Regions from separate parts of the Mus musculus genome. Here region 1 is linked to region 2. A link is a loop called in an ENCODE intact Hi-C map of the cell type or tissue named here. Cell type or tissue: heart. All regions are shown on one strand. Links, peaks and the distances in the headings refer to the core of each region. The heading gives the core; the rest is flanking DNA. Region 1 overlaps Cast (calpastatin). Region 2 has its middle 47 kb from the start of Cast.

Evidence for each region. Hi-C counts contacts between places; a loop is a spot of excess contacts. Peaks named below come from ENCODE experiments on the same cell type or tissue, not always from the same donor. Only the 100,000 strongest peaks of a DNase experiment are listed, where the experiment ranks them.
Region 1: a loop joins it to region 2, with 2.8 times the contacts of the local background. A loop is called at or near these places in 4 of 42 quality-filtered maps.

The regions. Positions count from the first base shown.
Region 1 is chr13:74,736,336-74,748,899 of GRCm38, reverse strand. Cast (calpastatin) reads left to right here. Exons shown (of 31, transcript NM_009817.4): 5 at 657-695; 6 at 2,264-2,317; 7 at 2,796-2,909; 8 at 4,181-4,270; 9 at 7,483-7,551; 10 at 8,965-9,063; 11 at 10,602-10,682; 12 at 11,272-11,310; 13 at 11,878-11,964; 14 at 12,066-12,155. Among named protein-coding and RNA genes, the nearest start is that of Cast, 65 kb to the left of the region's middle. In heart, for the core only: no CTCF peak of the experiment used is centred there; no DNase peak of the experiment used is centred there; H3K27ac peaks cover 2,103 bases.
Region 2 is chr13:74,848,983-74,861,546 of GRCm38, reverse strand. No RefSeq gene overlaps it. Among named protein-coding and RNA genes, the nearest start is that of Cast, 47 kb to the right of the region's middle. In heart, for the core only: a CTCF peak has its summit at 6,979 (motif pointing right); a DNase peak (open chromatin) is centred at 7,046.

The DNA of each region.
Region 1 (12,564 bases), core at 1,680-9,679, 110 kb after region 2:
CAAATGCGGTTACTCTTGGGGCTATGCTCTTCTATTAGGCAATTCCAGTAAACAAACAGTTGGAAGGACCTGACCAGAAAAGACCCAGAGAACAGGTGATGTAGTTCATTGTGCCCGGCAGCTCTGTTTACTAGTCACTTCAGCCTCTCAGCACATTCTATAATTCCAACCTCCAATTTTCTGAAATAGCATGATTCCATTACAGACTTCCTCTAGGCTTAACCATCAAGGACATGCTGGCACTAAAAATAACTTCTCTGTTCTCTATGCCTTTGTTCTGCTACTACCTCATTCTTTCACACTTTGTACCCAGGCCATGATAAGTATTTCATTGATATATATGTTATATATCAGTGACTTGGAAGGACACAGCCCTTGGATTTGAAGGGGGAAAACTTGCATTTTATGTTGTTTATATGTTTACTACAGTATTATTAGTAAAAACTCTTTATGTGTCCTTGATACACACAGCATTACCTGCCATATGAATAGTAATATCTGAAGTGTGTGATAAACTTAAGTCATAAACTTTATATTGATAATAATACCAAACACTTAGTTGAAGAAAATAAATTACAATCTTAGTAAACTATCTCCAATATTATCTTTTTAACTTATCTTTCCCTATTTTATTATTATCCCCCCTCCCACTTTAGGCTGTGAAAACAGAGTCTAAGAAACCACAATCAAGTGAGGTAAGTAGTTTAAGTCTATGAGTAAACTATTCTGACCATTTTTAAATAATAATGAATGAATAGTTTCCTTTATTGGTAAAGGGATTTGTCAGCTAATTTAAATACCTTTGACTATTCTGTAGAAGATAAACTCATAGAATACATATAAAATACTTACATTAAATCCATACATTGTTAAAATATATAATACTTTATAAACAAAGAGTATTTTAAAGGTTATTTTATTCAAAATATAGATTCAAAATATAGATAATATATAATTAATATTTTTTAAAGAAAGGAACAAAAGAGGTAAAGTCAAGCAGAGGAGATTGCCTGGGAGTAAAGGTGCTTTGTAGTAAGACTGATTTCAAACCCAGAACCCACATCATAGGAGAAAATCAATTACTGAAACTTGCCTTTTCCTCCTACCACACCACTGTGACATATGCATGTGCACACACACAAATAGACTGATAGTCAAACATACACATGTATTCATGTACATGTATACATATGTACTCACACATGAACATACACATGTGCATGCATACACGAGTGCACATGCTAACATACCCATAGACAATACATGCACATAGGCACACATGCATACACACACATAATGCATTCATGTGTACTCACACACTAATAATTTTAAAAAACAGTGCAAGTTATAGGTACCTTGAAACACTAGAAGTGTGTTGAACCTGCCCCTAGATCTTTGGATAATAGCAGGCAGGTTAATCTTGACAGTCTTCTCTGGGATGGTGGAGATGATATGAGTCACTCAGGCCCTCTCCCCTGAGACAAACTCCTCTTGCTTCCATGACCCTTGACTATCCAGTCTGAAAGTCATCCTGCCTCCATAGAAAGGTGGATTCTAGGGTGCCAGGAGCAACACATCTTTCTTTTCAGTACATCTTTTCTTTACACTATATTAATTCAACTGTTGAAGCAAATACTTGGGACTGTAAGGTTTCCTGTAGGTCACAGAACAAAGGGAAACATTGGAAGTGCAGATAGTGATGGAGTCATGGGGTGAAAGGTAAGGCTTATCTGATTCTGTAAAAGGGACCCTGCCTGCAGCCTTGGCATAGTTGATTCTATGGAGAAACGTTTAGAAATAAGGTGAAAATTTCTTCTGTGCCACATATCAATGCTGTGGTTTATCTACCAAATGTCAAGAGTATTGCATCTTTGGGGATCTGATCATACTTCATCTCCTACAGGAAAAGACTTTAAAATCAATTAAGTGGGATGTGGAGTGTCACTGCTCAGCAAACGTAACGCTTTTGATGCCTTGTGGATAGCCTGGCATTGACTAATCACTGTGAGGGAATGTGCAGCGCAGCCAGAAGTTTAGCAAGTGTGTGTCTTTGAAGACATCCTTCTAAAGAAAAGACTCAGTTTTCCCTGTGTCTGATAATGGCCACCAATGGAATCTGCTGGCAGGTTACTGATGATCACAATGGAGCTCCTCCTGAGGACAAGATTGTCTAGTCGGGATCATATTCATGGGGCAGTTTGTGATTATAAGAATAGTAGATTTTAATACAGTAACTCAGCTTTTACTTCTTTGAAATTAACAGCAACCTGTGGTTCACGAGAAAAAGTCAAAAGGAGGGCCAAAGGAAGGGTCAGAGGTGAGTGATAATTGCTGGGACTTGATCCTGTGTAGCAATATCTGTTGTGATACGAGACTGACTTGTTTCCTCAGCTGACTCAGTGCCATTGTATGTTAACAGCAGTGTTTTGTGATTTTGTTTTTGTTTGATTAGTTTTTTTTTCAAGACAGGGTTTCTTCAGTTTAGCCTTGACTGTTTGGGTACTAGCTCTGTAGACCAGACTTCACTCAAACTCATAAAAATATGCCTGTCTCTGCCTCTGGGATCTACTACCACTTGGAGTCTTCAGTGATTCTTGATGAAGATTTTGGGAGGACTTGCAGTAGTTCAGATTTTGTACCTAAAGTACAATGGCATTTACCTCATACTAATTGATATTTTCACAGTTCAAAACTGTAAAAACACAACTGTTATACACAGCTTTTATTCTGTAGAGAAACATATCTGAACTGTTTTCAACCACCATCATGTTAATAATATATGTATGCACTTTCAGCCCAAAAATCTTCCGAAGCACACATCAAGTACAGGAAGCAAGCATGCTCATAAAGAAAAAGCACTTTCCAGATCAAATGAACAGATGGTGTCAGAGAAACCATCAGAATCAAAGGTGAGCTTGATAAACATGAAGATACTAATGTCAACTTACTCTCAGTGTGGCCCCTATTGGCCCAAAGTGTACAGCTGAAGTTGTGGGGTTACACTGGATGCATTTGGTATTGTAATGATGTAATGCTGTTGTTGTACTAGTTTTGCAAGAAGCACTGTAAGAATATGGGATAATGGAGTGCCTGAGGAAGGCTAGCAGGTAGATTTTGGCAAGTGCACTGTTCAGCCTTCTCATGCTGCCCATCGGGACCAGTCATGACTCTGGTGTCTGCCAAGCAGAAAACTTGGAAATGAGGTGGTTTTCTAGGCCCCTGTAAACTTCAGCCAGGGAACTATTACAGGTGCCTCTCATTCTCACTCATATTTATTCTCTGCCTCTCTGGGTCCATTCATCTGTCTGTATGTCGCTCTTTCCCACCACCGTGTGTGTGTGTGTGTGTGTGTGTGTGTGTGTGTGTGTGTGTGTGTGTGCATGCATGCGTGTCTGTGTTCCATCTATTCTCGAATCCATGGCCTCTAATAATTCTCCTGCCTCAGCCTTCAAAGCAACTAGGACTACAGCATGCCTGCTGCCTTTTGCTTCTTTACACAGAAGTCTTGAAGCATTATTATGACCTTGTAGAAGACATGAACATAGAAAATCCAAACTCGGAAACTGGCTCTGTAATTAGACAACTAGAGACGCTTTGCTCTTAGAAGAAGAAATGTATGAGAAGCTTCTTATTGAGAACATTTGGAAGATAAAAACTAGGCCTACTTAAAATATAGTTATCAGAGTTTACCAATATGTGATTCAGCAGTTAAATATAACCACATTATTTGGCTTACAATGTTGTTGGGAATTATTTTTATCTGTCTTAAAATTATCTTTTAATTAGGTGCTGGCAGAACATGTCAGGGCATTTCACATAAAATCCCAATTCATAGCTTCTCTTAAAAGTCAGACTATCTGGAGAACTGGGCTCAGATGACAGCAGTTGGGAGGAGTGTCTATAATTCCTTTGTGGGCTCCAGTTTGCCACAGCACACTGAGCTCATTGGCCAGGTATAATGGTGTTTTCACATCTGTGTGACCTAAATGGACTCTGTAGGCTCTTGAGATCTGCCCTATATTGTGCACAACTTTGCATTACATGCAGAGGAAGCTAGCAAACTCTCTCCACAGTGATTTCATGAGAACAAACTAGCAGGTGTTGGTGACATTTGGAAACTCATGATCTTGGCCACAGTCAAAGATACTTAGTCCTGTCACTCTTCTATCTCTGCTCTCAGACAAAATTTCAAGATGTTCCTTCAGCTGGTGGAGAGAGTGTGGCTGGAGGTGGGACTGTGGCCACTGCCTTGGACAAAGTGGTTGGTAAGGTGAGCATACATATACAGACATAACATGAACTTCTCTGCTTATGAGGCTCTGGTTCTAAGAAGCCCATATCGGACAACCCGACATTCAGAAACAATGGATACAGTTTGTGTGTATTTTTGTGAAAAAGCTCATGTTTTGGGAACTTAAAGTGAGAAAAATACTAAAATAATTTTGAAATGTGTATATCTAGTAAATACTTATTGGGCAACTGGCTTCGAAGGCCTGATATCAATGCCAAAGTAATTAAAATGTAAGTTGGTTCAGGCCTTGCCGTCCAGGTTCACAGGTATGAAATCAAAAACGTAAAACTTACATGAGTGCTTGAGTAGGCATTACGCTCAGCTTTGAATGCTCACAACAGCAACCTTGACATTAAGTCACAATCACAGCAATGGTGTGAGTTGCTAGCATGATTCTAGATGTGTTGCCCAGTCCCAGAAACCCCGCACTGGAGGAGCTTCAGATGCCAGTCTGGGAGTGTGCAGAAAGTCGCAGAAAAAGGTAAAAGTCCCTTGAAACATACTGATTTCTTGGATCTTGGGATTCCAGACACATTATTTTAACAAAATTCATAAAAACTTTTTACATAGAAATGCTCACATGTGAAGGAAGGGTTTTGTGATGGGTTACTTGTCTGTTATCTCAGGACCTAACCATCAGCCTGGAAACACCAAGTGTGTATTTATATGAACTACTTTGAAAAATAGATTTAACTAGATATGTTATAACACAAACTTTTAAAGTATATTCAAAATCTGAGGTTTGAGGTTAGCAATTAACTAGCCCATGTTATCAGTAAAAGCTAAATGATCCACATGACAAAAGGTTACCTGGAATTCTGTTATTCATTGGCTTGATTCTGGACTTTCCATAATTATTTTATTTTACTTTACTAGTGATTTATACCCATCTCATTAGGACTAATCAAACCTGACTTATTTTAGGATTTGGCAGGTTTGAAGCATTATAGTTGAGTGTACTATGTGCTGGCCAGATTAAGGAAAGTGTCCGTGTAGAGAAACATTTTATGAGAAAAGGTAAATTCCATCTGAGGCAGGGGATTCACAGGACTGTGAGAGAGACAGGGAGCGGGAGTGGAGCAGCAGCAGGAGCAGGAGTGAGAGCCGGAGCTGAGCGACCTCCCCTTTGATGTAGGGCAGCTGGGATTCCAGGCTTGCAAACACTTTGAGATGTTGAGCAGTTTCAGATGAGGTCTGATCACAGGCACATTCCAGTGTCAGAAAGCAGAGTCCAGAGGTTGCTGGCTGTAAGACTAGAAAGACAGGTTAAGGCTGCTGGGGAGAATGCTGTAGGAGCTTGTGGGTAGTGGCAGGAAGGTGAGGTGGCGTAGGGCTGTTTCGATGGTGCTGGTGAGCCATTATGTGGCTAACTTAGAGCTATAGTAGAAGAAAAGAGGAGAGCTATTCAAAGTTATAGCAGAGACAAAACATTCAGCTTTCAGAAGGTGTTGGCTGAGTAGGGCAGAGGTAAAGAAAATGTACAATGTGCTGGGGCTTCAGAATATGGCATGAGTAGGCTGATAACAGTGAAGCAAGACAAGATAGATGCCACAGTGCCAGGCTTTTGGAGGGGCTCATTCTGTGATCCAAGCACAGGGTCAGCACTGAGACCAAGTGCCTGCTTAGAAGTGGAGTGGCAGATTTACAGCACTGTGCTCGACCTCTGGTTACTTTGAAAGATCAACAGAAGCTTATAGGATATATATGAAGAATGGGCTATGCCTAATTAGGGCTAGACTGAATTTAAATGTTTGGCAGGCTTAAGAAAAGGCATGTAGCAAAGTAATTAATATATTGTGTGGTGCACTGAAAAAGGGAGGAAGTGGGAGAGAGAGGAGGGAATGGAGATAGAGGAGATAGAGAGAAAGGAAAAGATGAGACAGGAAGAGGGAGGGGGAAGAGTTGTGAGTGTGCACACAACTACACAAGGGGGCAGTTAACTCTCTAGGAAGGGGTTCTGGCTTGTACCTGGCACCGTGTTCTTAGCACCAAAGTCATAGCAGTTGTTAATTTGGTATTTAATTATATAGCAAGTGCTTACATCATACTAAGTATTAAACATTAACATAACCTTCACAACCCCTAGGTACCATCATTGTCCTCATATCACTATGAAAACAAGGGACAGGGGAAGTGATTTATAATTTATAATTCGGAAGCACCTGTGTATGTCACGGCTGGTATACAGATTCAGGCAGGCTGAGATCTGCTGCCTGAGTTGATATGTGCAAATGATCCATGGCCCAGGAAGGTCCTAAATGAAATAACCTAACCAATATAATTCCTGCCAAGAGTCCCTGACCCTAGAGGATTTGGCATAGAACACCATCATAAGTCGGGAATATACAGAGTACGTGCTACTGGAAGCAGAAGAAGAGAAGCACAGGGTGGCATGACAAGGGCAGAATCTGAATGCTGCTTTGCTGTGGCAAGTGTGGGAGATAAGAGGTGACACAGTGATGCTCCCCATGGTCATCGTCAGAGATTATGTGTGGACAGACGCAGGACGGTTGCAGGTTGGAAAGTTAGCAGCTGCAGGAACTGCCGTAATTTATAGCCAAAGGAGAAAATATATGAGAAGAATCAAGGAAAGAACAATGAGCTACCAAGGCAAGTGACACAGTTGTCCTGGTGAGCAGAAACAAAGACGCAGGGAACAGAAGCTACCTCAGAAACAACTTGTAGGCTTTCAAGGCCCGGGACAAGTATGGTGGCCAGGCAATCCTGGTGCAGATCAGGGTTTTATCCCTTCCTCTGTAACCCAGGGAGTCACCTCATCTCCACTACTTTCCTTCCTATTCTCCTCTCCATCTTTCCCTTCCTAGCCTCTTCTGCCTCCCTTCCCTCCCCTCTTCTCCCTTCTCTTCAACCTCCATCTTTTCCATATACCAAACAACATTTTAATTGCCTTCTTCATATCTTTCCTTGGACTTATTATGTACTTAAACCAATCTATCACTTTATTTTCCTCCATGAGCCGGATCTCTCTAAGCTTCTCTTTCCTGTCACTAAACAGGCTTAATGTATGTAGTAGTTTTGAAGCATTTGCCATTACCGTCCACAGTTGATCATGGGACTAGTACATGATCTAGGCTATTAATACATGAATAGTTCATCTTGAATGTGTGTGTCATAATGCTGTTTCATAAAGGTGTATGAAAAGTTTTAAAGTCCTTTTAAACTCCCTCTAGAAAAAAGAACAGAAACCATTCACACCAGCTTCACCTGTGCAGTCCACACCGAGCAAGCCATCTGACAAGGTATGGAGCCAAAAGGCACTTCATCATCAAACATTTATCTCCTGTTGCCTGTCTCAGCCTGATTTCTCGTTGTTTTAAAGGAAAAATGTAATGACTTAAAATTTAAAAAGTTATGACTGAGTTGACAGTGTGGCCATCACTCTGTATTCGTACCATTTTATGGTACGAGCCTCTATTTTGAAAATTCTAGTTTTATTATACCAAGTTCAGTTATAGCTTCTCTTCTGGAAATATGTGTTTGTTAGCAACGTGCAAGGTTTCTTGAGGCTTGGCAAGTCTCTTGGTTTTAGAGTGGGGACATCAAGGGTTGTCTAAGTATTCTGTATTACCTCTCTATTGGTAAAGAATATAAGGTACTTTAAAAAAAAATCTATCCCCTCTTCCACAAGAAACCACAATAATAATAAGAAGGGGAAGAGTAGCCAAAGCAAATGTGCCCTAGTTTCTGTTACACCTATCAGTAATCCGCTAAATCCTAAAACTATTGTAGGATTGTGGTAATTCTTTTTTTTTTATTATTACATATTTTCCTCAATTACATTTCCAATGCTATCCCAAAAGTCCCCCATACCCTCCCCAACCCACTTCCCTACCCACCCATTCCCATTTTTTTTGGCCCTGGCGTTCCCCTGTACTGGGGCATATACAGTGTGGTAATTCTTAAAGGAAACCGTCAGACATATTCAGTGACACTTTGACGTGTGGAGTAAGTGCCGTACAGGTCATAAGTCAGGAACATACAGAGTCTGTGCTATTGGAAACAGCAGAAAAGATGCCCAAGGTGAGAAGACAGTGGCTGTTTTCCATGTTAGGAGCCTGTTCCGAGTGAGCTATCCAAAACTACAGAATAAGGTGACAGCAACTTCTCATTAATATGTTAAGTATATGTTGGCAAACTAAACTGGCAATTCATATGTCTTTAGGGTTGACCTCACATAATATCTCTTCAGGGTTGTCTTTGAGCAAGTCAATGAACAACAACAATGTTCATTAAAGAATGGAAAAATACAAGAATTAAAAAAAAAAACAATAGCTTCTTTTTGAAGGAAGTACTGTCTACAGATTTTGCTAGAATGAAACTATGGGTGATACTAAAAAGCAACAAGTGCCACATGGCTAATCCTTGCATTTTTTTTGTCTTTTTCCTCTTGACTGTCAGTACAGTGGTTTGGTTGCTTTTGTGAACTACTACATTTGTTGCTGTAGTTAATAATGTGGAATTTTTTTAAATGGTGATCTTTACCTGAATGTGGCTTTTTATTTTTCCAATTGAGAATTTCTTCATATTAAAAATGAAATACAGTTTAACTATTTTTGAACTTGGAAAAGTTACAGTATTTGATACATTTTAGTAGTTACAAATCACGGGAAATATATCTACAAAATAACATATCTTATCTCTTCTATTTCTAGTCAGGCATGGATGCTGCCTTGGATGACCTGATAGACACCTTAGGTGGACATGAAGATACTAACAGAGATGATCCACCATATACTGGACCAGTAGTTTTGGTATGTGTTGGATGACAGTCAGCATTCATTGTTAATGGGGAGGAAAGCAAATAAACCTATGGTATCAAGCATAGGACTGCATGTCATGTTCTGTTGATTATGTAGACGCAGGATGATGTCAGAATTGATATTAGAAACAAAAACTCGGGGGTGAGGGTGGAAATGGTCTGCTTTGTGACACTACACAGTTGCTATGATTCAGAATATGTCTGACAATGCTAAACTGGAACAGCTGACTCGGTCAGAACATCTAGTTTTCTGTCCTTTAGATTTGACGCAGTGGACTTGAACTTATTTTGAGTTTTAGATCCTTATGATCCTAAGTTAATCTATTCTTCATTTCCAAGGAACAATGTAATTTTTTTTCTGGTGTTAAAGATGTTGTAGCATAGATGAAAACATTTTCAACAGTTGCCATTAAAGTTGTTTCTATAGTTTACAATAAATAGAAAAACAGAGACAAAGACAACTCAGTAGAAAATTAAGAGAAAGTTGCTTGCACAATGAGCAAATAGTGTAAGGGTCTACCAGGGAATTAGGAAAATAGCATAAAGCATGGCGTGGTGCCTTTGGCTCAACCAGACTGCCAAAACTTTAAGAATCTGACAGGTCAATTTAGGCATTAGGTTCTAAAGAGGTGTTCCGTTCAGTCACAAACCCCACCAGCGAGACTTTGGAAATCTTGCCCCTGTGTACAGCGAAGGATATGGCAGAACACTTGAGACCAATGTGATCAATAGAAAATAGGAATGTGATCAATAGAAAATAGGGAGCTTTCAGTGCTTTCTGAAAGGAAAATGGCTTACTTATGTATCTACATGGATCTATTACAAAGCCATGATTTTGAATAAAATAAACAAGAGCAACAAAATGATACTATTTATATAGCTTTTGAAAACATGCAAAGTTATAATATATTTTGCTTATACATTTCTACATTTGCAATATTTTTAAATATTAAAATATTCTCAGCCGGGTGGTGGTGGTGCACGCCTTTAATCTCAGCACTTGGGAGGCAGAGGCAGGAGGATTTCTGAGTTCGAGGCCAGCCTGGTCTACAAAGTGAGTTCCAGGACAGCCAGGACTACACAGAGAAACCCTGTCTTGAAAACAACAACAACAAAAAAAATATATATATATACACACATATATATATAGTCTCCTCTTCAGCTTGAATTCAGTGATAAAATTACATGTACCACAGTATTAAAAATAAACCACAGGATAAATGAAAATATTTTTTAAAGTTACAAAGCATTTACTTCTACAGTTTATGAAAAATAAAAAAATACTGAGAAAAGGTAATTCAATAGAAAATGATAGAGATGATAGACTTAAAGTGCAGATGCTATCTCTAAAGCTAATTAAATAATTGTTAGTATGCAAGTAGAACTTTAAGGATAGATTTTAGCTTCTAAATGATTTATTTTCATCTCAATAGATACAGAAAAATCAATACTGGAATAGTACTTTGGCTTCACTTAATAGTCTCATTAGATTAACTGTATAATATGTCTTTATGTATGATTTTCTTCCAGGACCCAATGTATTCTACCTACCTTGAGGCACTGGGTATAAAAGAAGGGACTATTCCTCCAGAGTATAGGAAACTTTTGGAAGTAAGTTATCTTTCATTTTTATTTTACCATTTCCTTCTTGGAAGACAATTCTGTAACAATATCAAAGTTTAGAATATGCAGTGGGGCACATACAGTTGTTATTATTGAGAAGTACCCTCTGTGTGTTATCCTTTAGAACTTCTCTGACAATGTACTACAGACTTGATAGTTTAACTAAGAGAAAGGTATTGTCTGGTTTTTATGGAAATCATAATTATGGTGTGGAAACAGCTGGCTCCTTTCAAGTGCTCAGAGGGGTAGCTCTCTAGCCTGTTGACAAGGCTGGTAGATGGGTATCTTCTCCCTGGATCCTTTCACATCTCCTTTCCTCTAGGTTTTCCTCTGGTACGAAATGTGTTCTCTTCATAAGGATATTAGTTCCATATAAGGATTCCCACTAATGACCTTGCTTTAATGAATTCCTTACATAGAGGCCCTATATTCATATAAATTACCATTCTAGGGTTCTTCATGACTTCAGCATGTGAGTGCGAGAATACACAATTTAGCTCATGAATGACTGAGAATACATTTTGTCAAATCAGAAGAATTAATCTTTCCTTCTTAATTTCTTCCATTTTTGTTTCAGAAAAATGAAGGGATCACACAACCTCTTCCAGACTCTCCTGTGAGTTTGTATACATGTCTTTTAAGATCTGTATCAACACTGTTCTTTGTTTGGGGACATAGAACTACCAGTACCAAACTGGGTTTGGTGGAACAGTCCTGTAATCCAGTTATGTAGAAAGCTGAGTTTAAGGCCAGTCTGGATAATTTATACCCTTTCTCAAATTAAAAAGTAAACCGGGGATATATCTCAGATATCTGGGTGGCAAACTACTTACTTGCCTAGTGTGCATGAGGCTCTGGATTCAATCTCTAATCTCTAAAACGCAAATGAAAAGAATCCTATGAAAGCATAGTAGAAGGCATGGGCCTATTTCTCTGTCCTTGGCCATATATAATATGGAGGTGGAGATAATAGGATAGAAGGATATAGTAAATACTAATAATTATTATTAGTATGAGCACATATAACCACATGTAACTCCTTTGGAAGAAGGAAAAGGAGGAAAAGAACCCACCCTTTCCAAACAGGACTTATCTCAGTAGCATTTCTCATTTGGTATCTAAGGAATGAAGAGAGTGGTTTTTTGCTGGACTCTCAGGTGTTACCCTGTGCTCTTTTCTCTAGAAACCTATGGGGACTGACCAGGCTATAGATGCCTTGTCATCTGATTTCACCTGTAGTTCTCCAACTGGAAAGCAAAGTGAGAAAGAGGTATTGATTTCAGTCCTATTCAGAAAAACTTTGCAAGAAAGCATCTTAACTGTAAAAAGAAAACTTTAGTTCTGTTTGTCATATTGTATTTTCTTTTTTAGAAGTCTACTGGGGAAATTTTCAAAGCTCAGTCTGCAGGAGTGACCAGAAGTTCTGTTCCCCCCAAGGAGAAGAAAAGGAAGGTGGAAGAGGTACTTAAATAGCCAGGGCCCATATGACAGCAGCAGGTATTTTCTTGGGTTTACTTATGTCTGAGTGCTTCTAAAGCAGGCCTCTACTCTAGTCATACGAGACTGTTGTAAGCCAGGGCCTATGCCATGTGACTCAGTGGCAACCCTACCCTAGATTGATCTGTCTCTGTATCTCTCTCTTCTCCCTCCCTCACTTCCCTCCCTCTCCCCCTCTGTTTCTCTCTCCCTCTCCATCTCTCTCTCTCTCCTTGTCTTTCTTGTCCTTTCTCTATTTCCCAGTAGGTCTAGGTCTGTCTGTATCTTTGTCTCATGTCTCAACATGGACACAGCTTTTTGCTTACCCCGGGAAAAATAAACCTCTTGGCCTAGATCTGTTGCATGGAGTGCTTTCTCGGTGGCATACCCTTAG
Region 2 (12,564 bases), core at 2,660-10,659:
CTCAGGACATAGGACACAGTAATATAGGAGTGCAATGCATGCTTTATGCCATATTGATGTATCAGCAATCAGTATGTTCTTAATGACTTTTCTACTCAACACTTTACAAATTATAGTGCATGCTAAGGCTTCATGCTCTAGAGAGGGAGACACACAACAGATAAATAAATATTACAAAAATAGGAGTGGTAAAATAAACTCATTGGAGAAGGCCACTCTGTTCAATGTACACAAGAAAAGCCTTTTCTTAAAAAGTGGAATTTCAGTGAAACTCAATACCAAGAATATGGCAAACATAGAATAGCTGGAAAAGTCACTCCAGATAGAGAGATCAGCATTCAAGTACCCTGAGTTCCCTGTGGAAAAGAACCAGAAAAGGAGGGGTATGTATCTGAGGTGCTTTGAATGACAGTGGCGTAGCAATTGTCCCTAAATATTTTGATTCAGAACATAAACGGAAAGGCCGTTTCCCTTTAGGCATTTACATTTTAAAAATCAATAAATAGTATATCACATATTTATTGGGATTCCTGAGGATATAAAAAGCAGAAATCCAAATTAAAATAAATTATCCAGAAAAAACAAATCAAGGGACAAAGCACTTTCTGGATTAGGTATCTAGAGAAGACTTAAGAATATATAGAGATTCTAGGACCTGGACTTCTGTCACTGGCTTCCCTCTCTATTGCTTTTTGGGTGTTGAATTAAGTTTTTCTTCCATTTGGCTAGAACCATGGCTGCTCACAGTTCTTAACTTACACACTCTGCTCCAACTAAGGAAGAAATAAGGTTTCTTTCTTCTCCACCCAATTGAAAAGCACTCTGAAGACACTCTGGGTACATTCATTGGATTCTTTCTCAGACCAGCCACTCTGGCCTGTCCTAAGAAACAACATGTATATCCCAAATGGCCAGATTAGTTGCTGCTTTAGAAGGAAAGAAAGAAAATACATTTAACACTATTTCTACTATAGAAATAATGTATCCTTTTCAAGAAGTCTTAAATATTAAAGTACAGAAAAATGAAAGTCACCAAGATGAACACCTAATGATTCCTACCTAATGGCTGTCTAGGTAAAAAGTGAATCATAGCTAATGACCCCTTTAGTAGCATATATAAACCACCCACTTTTCCAGACTTGGTTCCTCTGTTGACCATTCCATGTTGATTCAACATTATAAACTCATTTCTTATGGTTTTGAAGTATGTTCTCTGCGAGGAGCCATGGCCTCAACCATGGCCTTGGGGAAAATTTCTAGCTTACGTAAACAGTCCTGAGAAAGCATTCATGGTCATAACAGAAAGTATGTTTGTGGGTAAAGAGGACACTGTGACCATTGGTTCCAGAAGCTGAACATTGCCACCTGACCTTCAGAGAGCCCCCACAGCTCTCTCCCCCTCCCTTGGAGCCTCCTCTTGCTTATGCTTATCTTACCACGTCTGAATAAAGTTTTTCAGAGCTTGATCAGGAAATTGACTTGCTCTCATTCTTCCTTGTCCCTCCTTTTCTTCCCTGCCCTATGTCCCAGCTGATTATCCCTGCAGGTCGGCAGGTCGGGACAAGCTGGCGCCCAACGTGTGGCCTCTGGGTCTGGGGTCTGAGAGAGACCACTCTTCTCACTGGACCACCGCTTCATCAGGAAGTGAGTGAAGATCCGCATAGAGATCGCTGCAGTGTCACCCGCACTGTGAGACAGATCCAAGAAAGGTAGGAAGAGTGGCTAGACTATGGGACAAGCATTAACTAAACATGAATTTTTTTAAGGAGTCTCAAGGAAACCCTCAAGACATGAGGAATACGGGTTAAGAGAATCTGTTCACAGCCAAGAGCTGCTCCAGGTGGGAGGAATAGGGCTTAAAATAAAATAAAAAGAGTAAAAAACAAAACAACAACAACAAAAAAACAGATGCTAGAAAAATTCTGAGCTCAAGTCCATTTATGTTGTCCTTAATTCCTAGAAGTAGGAATGGCAACTATATAAATGAATGAATCAGACAAGTTGAGGAGGAATTGAGGAATTTTAAAAAGCAGGGCATAGGGGAGCAACTATCAGTAGCTACCACTGTGCCTCCTCTCCCTTCTCTGGCAGAATTCCCAGAAGAAGAAGATAAAGAATTAGACTTTGAACACGAGAGATAGAGAGAAAGAGAGAATAGATTTCAAAAATGGAGTTGTCCCCTGTCCAGGATGTTTTAGCAAAAGAGAAGGATCATAGCTAATGACCCGTTTAGTAGCGTATATAAACCATCCACTTTCTCCATATTTGGTTCCTCTTTTGATCATTCCACGTTGACTCAAAATTATAAATTCATTTCTTATGTTTTTGAAGTATGTTCTCAATGGAGACTTGCAAGATCTTCGGTGCAATGCTGACATCACCACCACTCTTGTGCTTCCATGTCTCACACTGTTTCTGTCTCCTATCAGTCTCATTATGGTTTGGACTTCTTATATAGTTAACAGTTAAATGTAATTTTCTCCACCAACTATTGGTGTTAGCAAACATTAAGTTTGGCTTCCTTGCCAATTATGTTGCTAGGAAAATTTTGCTACTCTCCAAAGAATAATATCTGCATGCTAAGTTTTTGTTATTGAAAAATGCCTCTTTTTTACATATTACAGTAGATCATGTGTGTGTGTGTGTGTGTGTGTGTGTGTGTGTGTGTGTGTGTGTGTATGTTTGGTCTCATTGGTTCTTAGCTGTGTTAGAGATGATTTTATATTTGATTGCTTTTAATGTAAAAAGTAATATTCATCCTTACTGAAAATGGATTCAATAGTGGATAAAATTGTGAGTAGTAATAATATTTAAAAGCACAATATTAAGCATTACTTCAGATGCCATGCATTTCTTTTCAACATTTTCCTCTACTTATTCACTTACTGACCTGATTAATATTTATTGAACACTTGTAAAATGCTATGCATTAAGAAAAAGACAGATTGAAGCTAAATACTTATAATGGCCACACTCTACTGTAATAACTTGGTTTTCATTATTTAAATTTAATTTTATCACATGTAGAATGAGATAATAAATAAGATGTGGGTCCTGTACCAATACAGATGCAGATGTATACAGCCAAGACTGAGCATGGGGACCCCAAGGGAGAAGTAAGGGCAAGGACTGTAGGAGCTGAAGGAGTTTACAATCCTGTAGAAAAAACAATAACAACCAATCAGACCCCCCAAAAGCTCCGAAGGACTAAACCGCCAACCAAAGAGTACACGGAGGAAGGCTCCAGCTTGATGTGTAGCAGAGGATTGCCTTATCTGGCATCAATGGGAGGGGAGCCCCTTGGTCTTGTGGAGGCTTGATGACCCAGAATGGCGAAATGCTAGGGCGCTGAGGCAGGAGTGGATGAGCAGATGCGGGAGCACCATCATAGAGGCAGGGGGAGGTTGGAAAGAATAGGAAGCTTGTGGAGGGAAAACATTTGAAATGTAAATAAACAAAATAACCAATAAAAGATGAGGAAAAAATCTAAGGTGCAGAGAGCTTATCACATTGTACCATGAGAAGAAAGGAGCAGAGAGAAGATATTTCACTATCCAGGGACAAGTGATGTGATGTCACTGTGATGCAGAAATCTGAGAAATGTCATTAAAATTCTGGATACACAGAGTCTCTAATCCCAAGCAAACATTCAGATGGACTGTATACCCTTTGATTAAATGTCCTAGTTTCCTGTCATTCTCACAGGCATACTGATGCTTACCTTTCATGGACTATCTCCATGTGCTGTACAACAAGCTTTAGAATGCCCACTTTATACCTTTAAGAGACGAATAAGTACAGAGAGACATTAGTTTTCCAACACTCATGGATAATGATGGACAGAGTCAGAACTTGAATCTGGCTTTTGTGTTCTTCTAAAATGTTCACACTTTCCAATATTCCTTGCTTTTTTCCCTGTGTTTTAAGAAATACTCCAGCTTCATTATTTTAAATGTAAGTAGAAAAATCTCTTCTTCCATGAAGAAGAAATTGGTAGGATCACTCACTTCATCTTTAGCTAGAGCAGCAGGAGAATAAGCACAGCTAGAGTATCTCGTGCTTGGAGGCATACAGCTGTGTACCCTGACAGTGAGAAAATAGTGTTGTCAGAGGGCCCCAAAGAGACCTACTTTCCCATGAAGTAAAGCGTATATTTTATTAATAAGAAATGTTGTTTACAGGACTTTCATCGCTAGCTCTTCATTAACATTGTTTGGGACTCTGATTTTACTATTTTATCTAATTGTGAATTGGTACAAATTGTTGTTGTTGGTTTTTTTTTAATGATTATATATCTACTAGTACAGCTGTGCTTTCAAAAAGCTTTTGTAAGACCCACATAGAGCTGCAACAGGAGAAATTCAGAATTACCTAAAAAAATATTCAATATAAAGTTCCTTATATCATTTTTGGGACCAATCTTGTAGAGCCCTTTGTAGCACATTAAAAATAAACTATAACAAAAGTAAAAATAAAAATGAACTGGAGTAGGAGTTACACAGACACTCACAAAGTAGCAGTTCCTTATATGATTCTAGAAACATTTTTCTTCTTTGATGATTTTATAAATGTATTTAATACATTCTGGTCATTTTCAACTTCTATTGCTCTCTCTCTCATCCCTAACCCCATCTGGCTGAACAGACTCTTCCCAATAAGCTCCCCTCTAACTTGAATGATTTTGTTTGTTTTCTTTTATTTTTGTGAACAACTGAGTTTAATTAGAGCTCCTGGCATGAGCAAGCATAAGGAGTTATTCCCAAGAGCACAACAACTTCATAATGGCTGCACCACTAAAATGTAGATGTGCCTGGTTTTATTATGATCTTCCTTAAATTGGGATACGAAACCTATACATTGTATCTGTGGTTATTTTACTGTGGGTAGCCAGTCATTGTAGGATCTTGTCACAATTATCCCAAGCATTATTCTGTGTATTTATAATGCCATTACTATCATACATCACCTTCTCAAGGCATTCTTCTGTACTCTATTCTGTTTACTAGTCAGTTTCTACCCTGTACAATACAACACTGCCTTACCTAATACAATTTTATAGTTCATCTTGATCCCTGGTGAGTGACATACCCCATCTTGTTCTTCTCTTTCATAATTGTATAAGCTAGTCTCAGCTCTTTCCTTCATTCAAATATTAAAAATAAGCTTGTCAGGGTCAAAAAACTCAACTGAGGTTTTAATTTGAACTGCACTAGAGAAATTAATTTGAAGATGAATAATAGCTTTGCAATATTGATTTTTTTCTTATCCTTGGACATGATTTTATCTCTCCCTTTGTTTAGGTGTTCTCAAATGGCTTTCAATGAAATTTTGTACTTTCTTCATAATTGCATCTTCATAATGGCTTGACCTATTGCCAGGCACCTTGCATATTTATCACTATGCTTTCTACATTTTATCTTGAAATCCTTTCAGTCTTATGAGTTAGCCATAGCCTATTATTGTGTCTATATTATAATTAAACCAAGGTTCAGAAGGTCTCAGGATGTAGCCCAGTGTAGGCTCTTTGTTCAAACCTCAAAACTGGGATGGGAGGCAGGTTTGTGTAATGTGAGTTACTTTTCTGTCATCAGAGGCTTCTGAGAACTATGAGACACAAAGTGAGTGGTTTGAAAATCCAGTGCTCTTACAGTCCAGTTTATACTTTGTTTTTGGTGGTTTTCTTTAATGGCAACATTTTTCAGTGAAACCGACTAAAGTACAAATAAATGGCAGTAATAGCGTTTCTCTCTCTGATAAAAAAACACTAAAAACACTTTTTCCCAAATTTTATGTCTCTATATAAACTCAAGGAACTCTATTAAAATGTACAACTTAATCTCATAGGTCTGGGGTGGTGTTTGAAGGCATTTGGAGATTCTGAAATATGTCTCTAGCAATTTCTAAACTTTTTTACGTAATTTCATACTTTTTATTAGATTTGATACTATCCACTTTTCATTATTTAATAGTGTGCTTTCTTATTTAGATGTTATATATAAATCACAACCCTACCGGCTGATTATTTGATAATTAATGAGACAAAGGTACAAAATTACTAATAGTCACTGGTGGGAAGTGAAGTAAAACAGATGTGGCAGGGTCTATGAACTCACTTCAAGAACCATTCTAATAAGCAGAGAAGGTACACTAACGGTGTCCCACCAAAATGGCTGCCTACACATGACCTAAACATGATGAAAACAACAGTAGACATGGGAATGTATAAGGAGAAGCCTGAGGTTTCTCAGCCCCAAACAAAGAACTACAGGCAACTAGGGAATGGGAGAAATAATCTTCATCAAAGAAGAAAACAACAGGGTCTGGAGAGATGGCTCAGAGGTTAAGAACACTGACTGCTCTTCCAGAGGTCCTGAGTTCAATTCTCAGCAACCACATGGTGGCTTACAACCATCTTTAATGAGATCTGACACCCTCTTCTGGAGAATCTGAAGACAGCAACAGTATAGTTACATATAATTAATAAATTAAAAATCTTTTTTAAAAAAAGACAAAAAACAACAGTAAACATGCTAATGTATAAGGAGAAACTTCAGGCCTCTCACCCCCAAACAAAGAACTACAGAGCTTAACTATTGGTTCTCCAAATCCTAATGATCAACACTGAAGGTATACATACAAGTAACCCTATATGGACTGAGACTCAGTAGACTGTTATTTTGTATTTAGGAACACACACACACACACACACACACACACACACACACACCACCCATGCACACACCTCAACAACAGTTAAGCAAAAGAGACCATAAATTTCAAAGAGAACAAGGATGGGGAGGTGGAAGAAAGAAAAGCAAGAGAAATGATGCCATTATTCTATCATCTCAAAAAATTAGAAACAATTTTTTAAGTGTAGAGGAGAAAGAAGGAGGGGTTAGAAGGAGGAAGAGGAAGAAGCACAAGGAGGTGAAAGAGTAGCAGCAGCCCGAGCAGGAGCAGCAGCAGATTGATCGGGGAAATTCCACCAGGTGGCAGCAGAAGTTCTTTATTTTTATCCCCAATGACTTCCTGCTGCTCTTTGGATGCTGCTTTGTGGTTGGCTATTGGCAGATGACTGACTTGCTAGGTTAAGCCTGGGATAGAACTCAGGGCCCCACACTCTTTCTTGCTGTCCCCGGTAGTCCTGCCCACAAAAGCACTTTTGTTGACAGCAAATTTTCATTAGAAGCATCCAGCTGCCACAGAACTAGTTAAAGGTTGCCCCAGAAACCTTGTCTGGAGACTTGAAAAGGAAAGGGGAAAGTGAGATTCCCATGGCTTTCTTTCTTTCTTATCACGGTGATTATAACCTAGATGCTTAGCCATGAAAGGGAGGTACAATATGAAACATTTGGCTGGAGACAAGAATTGGAAACAAGCCGTTCATTGTGGGGTCAGGAGTGCTGCTCAAGAAAAGAAAACTGCAGTCCTATCCTAGATTCAGACAGCCAAGTTTGATGGAGAGGACTGTCAACTTTCCCCAGAGCCCAGCAACCCAGTCACAAATTCAGGGTTAGAGGTAGGGTTAGGAGTTAAGACTCAAGATACCCATCATCAGCTCACCCCAGAGCCCAGCAGTCCTGTCCAGAATTTGAGACACAGAAACTTCTTTCAGGGGACTATTAGATACACCCCAGAGCCCCAGTAGCCTTGCTCCCAGATTCAGGAAACCAATCCTGATGCAAAGGACCATAATTTTGTTCCAGAGCCCAGAATGGGTTTCCCCAGCGGCACCACATTGTCCTACTTCTCAGTTTTTCTTTTAATCGTAATTTTGATAGTGTGGATTTTAATCATAAAAAGAAACGCATCACTACTTACTCTTTCTTATCCTCAGGTAAGGTGATAACACTCCAGTAGCAGTAACATGGCTAATGAGTTCCCTGTGCTGTTTGGGACTAGTCTCCAGCATAAGCCTGTGTATGAGGAGGCTCCAGCACTGAACTTTGGTGTACTTGGCGACATTTAGCCCTTATCCTAAACTATGTCTTTTGTACTGATGTGTACACCCCAAGGCTGTCTCTGAAAGAGTACTAGCACAGTGTAGAGCAGTTTTTCCCAAAGCAGTGGTGTGGAAACAGTGGAACAGAAAAGTGTAGCACAGACCATGATTACTAATGCTGAGGGTGAGTTCATCTAGCTCCAGTGTTTGGGACTCAGGGAGACAGGCCCTTGAGGTTGAGGAGCCTGAAAAAGAGTATAGCTCTGAATAAAGAACCATAATATGAGTAGCAGTCTTATTGTTTAAAGGTTACCTGCTATTATGTGTTTTAGGAAAATTAGGGTACGTACCACTGTATTTCACTGCCCTCCATCAGGACAAGTGTCAGGGTTCACTCCTCAGTGTCCAGGTGTTTCATCTTCACCTGTATCTCCAGAAGATGTTCTTCTTAGCCTATAAGTTATTTTCCATTGACTCATGTCTTAGGAGATCTCCTCCCTAGTTCTGCCTACATTACAAAGTCCTCTGAAAGAGACAGACAGAGGAAGTTTCCAGGGGTAGGATCTCTGACCTCTTGTATTATCACCATCTCTCAAAGCCAGAGGATCCATCAGTGTTAATGGAGCTTGAACTCTGTTTCTGGTCAACTTGAGTATATCAGTATACTTAATCCTCACTACTGTTCTGTGAGATGATTCTTCTTCTTCTTCTTCTTCTTCTTCTTCTTCTTCTTCTTCTTCTTCTTCTTCTTCTTCTTCTTCTTCTTCTTCTTCTTCTCCTTCTCCTTCTCCTTCTCCTTCTCCTTCTCCTTCTCCTTCTCCTTCTCCTTCTCCTTCTCCTTCTCCTTCCCCTTCCTTCCCCTTCCCCTTCCCCTTCCCCTTCCCCTTCCCCTTCCCCTTCCCCTTCCCCTTCCCCTTCCCCTTCCCCTTCCCCTTCCCCTTCCCCTTCCCCTTCCCCTTCCCCTTCCCCTTCCCCTTCCTCCTCCTCCTCCTCCTCCTCCTTCCCCTTCCCCTTCCCCTTCCCCTTCCCCTTCCTCCTCCTCCTCCTCCTCCTCCTCCTCCTCCTTCTTCTTCTTTTGTTTTTTTCGAGACAGAGTTTCTCTGTGTAGCCCTGGCTGTCCTGGAACTCACTATGTAGACCAGGCTGGCCTTGAACTCAGAAATCTGCCTGCCTCTGCCTCCCAAGTGCTGAGATTAAAGGCATGTGCCACCACTCTCCAGCGAGGTTCTTCTTTATACATAAGTAAATAGCAGCATAGGAGGCCAAATCACTTCAAAATCATGTATCTACTAAGTGTACAATGGAATATGAGCATACATGTGAATACAGTTCTGGCCCCAATACATGAGCTTTTAAATATTAAAATACAATATTAGGAAGTATAACTTAATTATTTATGAGAAAAGTTACACTGTGTAAGATAACGTGAAAAATTTAAATCAAATCATCCAAAAACAGAGTTCTGACCCTAAGAAAGATGCAGCCTTTGTAATTCTGCTGTAGACCACATGATTCTGTTCTCCGGGTGTGAGGGCTTCAGTGTTAGCACACCCCAGAGTGTGGCCCCCTATCAGCTAGAGCTATAGGTATACTTCCTTGGCACTGCTTTGATAAAACTTCTCATCAGAGTCTGTCTTATCACTCTGACACACTTAGGACAAAAGTTGAATCATAGGTTAATTCACTGAGGTAGGTTACCACCGTGAATCACTTTTTAGAACAAAGATGCCTTTAAAAGTAAATCCTTCCAACTTGACTTATAATAATGTGGCATTAACCTTTAGACCACAGCCTTTCTGGGAATCTACTACAAACTACCTATCCTCTACACACACACACACACACACACACACACACACACACACACCAGGACTATGACTTTAAGGAAGTTTGTACATTCCCTGTCCTGAGCTATCGTTCTCCCCGGCAAGAACACACTCGGACAACCGGATTCTTCTGAGGCAAGCTTTATTGCTTCTTAAGGAGGGAAGACCCAGACCCCGGAAAATGGTGCTGCTTATATAGCCCTCTGTGTGGCGTTTCAGCACCTGATGTGACGTGTCAGCTCCTGATTTGTTGCTCGCCCATCACCTCATTACTACGCCCTGAGATGGGCAGTGACTAGGCGTGAGTTCACTCTCACACTTGCGCATAAGGCTTGTTTACTAGTTAGGCACAGCGGAAGCCAGCACCATCTTATAATGGCGATTGCTCGCGGCACAGCTTTCCACAATTCCCTATGGAGAAATTTCACTCAGGGATTCTCTAACCAAGATGGCCACTATTTGGGTAGCTTTAATTGGGAGGAAGCCTACAATATACTGTGTTGTCAGCATTTTAGGTGGCAAGCTAAGACAGGAAAGGCAAAGACTCAGGCAATGATTCATTAAGTTTATACCTTTATACTTTTACAAAATCATATTATAAAGTGATTATACTATATTATACTAGATTAAATAGACCTGCCTAGTCCCTAAAATGTAGAGAATAATTAGGAGCAAATTTCAGCCAGAAAAAAATGGTATTTACACAAGTGGACAAAGTCCACGAAACTACCCCTTAGAGGATAACAGCTCTGCTCGCTAAACAGGACAAAGTTCTCTGAGGATGTTGGCTGAAGAGATTTTGTGGCTTAGAATCAGAAGACAGCAAAGGCTTGAGTTCTATCCACATGGTCCTGCTCATCTGATTCCAGGGCCTACATCCAGGTTTCCAGCCTGACCAGAACCAGCTCTGCTGAGCCCTACTGGGTAGTCTGTCAGAGCTCCATGAACTTAAAGTTAGTATAACAGAGCTTTACAGTCAGCACCGGGTAAGCATCTATTCTGGCTTATCAGGCATTCTCCAGAGTTTAGAGTTGAAAGTTTTGCATCACAGGAAACCTCTCAACCCAAGAAAAAACAGGTCATCCTGTTACAATACATGCGCCCCATATCTGCATACTTGAAGAGGGTACTTAATCGCAGGCACCTCAGTTTCTACCTTAAGTGAAGACAAAATTGATATATTTTAAGAAATTGTAAAGAGTTGGTTTAAGGTGATGGATATTAGAAACCAAGCCCTAGTAGGCCAGCTCTGAGTACACTAGCAACCTAATATTGATGATACTTTCAGGCTCTCTGCTGTGATTGCCCTCATACAAACAATTATTTGCTCCCTTGCTTCATTTGGACTCAAGGCAGACCTGGCCCTAAATCCCACAGTTAGCTTTCTGGATTCAGAAGGACATCGTCAAGATTAAAATGTTGTAGAAATATAACTAGCTTTTACCTCTTCTCTTGCTGTTTTTAGCTTCTCCTGTTCCTTCAAACTCTTTACATTTGAAATGACCAAACTTCCACCTCAAACATCCAAACCTTCACCGCAAAATACTCTCAGAAAGCCGAGTGGTGATGGCACACGCCTTTAATCCCAGCACTTGGGAGGCAGAGGCAGGCAGATTTCTGAGTTCAAGGCCAGCCTGGTCTACAGAGTGAGTTCCAGGACAGCCAGGGCTACACAGAGAAACCCTGTCTCAAAAAAAAAAAAAAAAAATACTCTCAGACGATTACAATCTTCACTGTGGGTTCAATTATTTAAAACAGACTTCTGGTAGTGTTTGCATTTTAACTTTCTTGTTTTCATAATTGATGGTTATATATTCCATTAAATTCACAACAAAGAATCCTTTAATAACTGTATCAGCTGCACTGGGCATAGAATTGTAGCCATTTAAGCAAGGTGAGAGTATATTTTCCACTAGTCAAGTGCCACTGTAGCCGTCTCCTGGCCACTGTGGATCAGGAGTCTTCTGCCTTTATCTCATTCCTAGGACTTTCTCCTTCTAGACTGTCACTTTCTGATGACAGGATTCTGTCTGTTAGAGCTCTAATCATGGCAGGCCATACAGTGTCTGAATACTAAGGAAGAAAGGGAAACTGAATCTAGAAAAAGCACCAAAGCATAAGCCCATGATACTATTCCCCTAGTGACTGGTTAGTTAGTGGCTTATGGCCATGATCACAGCAGCTGCAGATCCCTGTCCCTCAGTGACTATGCCAAATGTCACTCCTACTCTGGCCAATAAAATAATGAATAGAACTCTGCTGATATTGGAGCTCGATTGTTAGATCAATAGGCAAGCAAAATGTTTAAAATATACTTTAATCTCAGTTTTGAATCCTTACAGTACAGAAAACTTTCATATCTGGGCTTTTAAAGAATTTTATATTCTCTTGAGAATTTATTTATACCTTGATAGCTATTCCTTGACCGCGTTATGAATTAATTCTACAAGTTGCCAGGAAGTCTTAAGACCCAGAAATGAACCCACACACCTATGCTCACTTGATATTTGACAAGGGAGCAAAAACTATCCAGTAGAAAAAAGACAGCATCTTGGTGCTGGCACAACTGGCGGTTATCATGTAGAAGAATGTGAATTGATCCATTCCTATCTCCTTTTACTAAGGTCAAATTTAAGTGGATTAAGGAACTTGACATAAAGCCAGAGACACTGAAACTTATAGAGGAGAAAGTAGGGAAAAGCCTCGAAGATATGGGTACAGGGGAAAAATTCCTGAATAGAACAGCAATGGCTTGTGCTGTAAGATCGAGAATCGACAAATGGGACCTCATAAAAT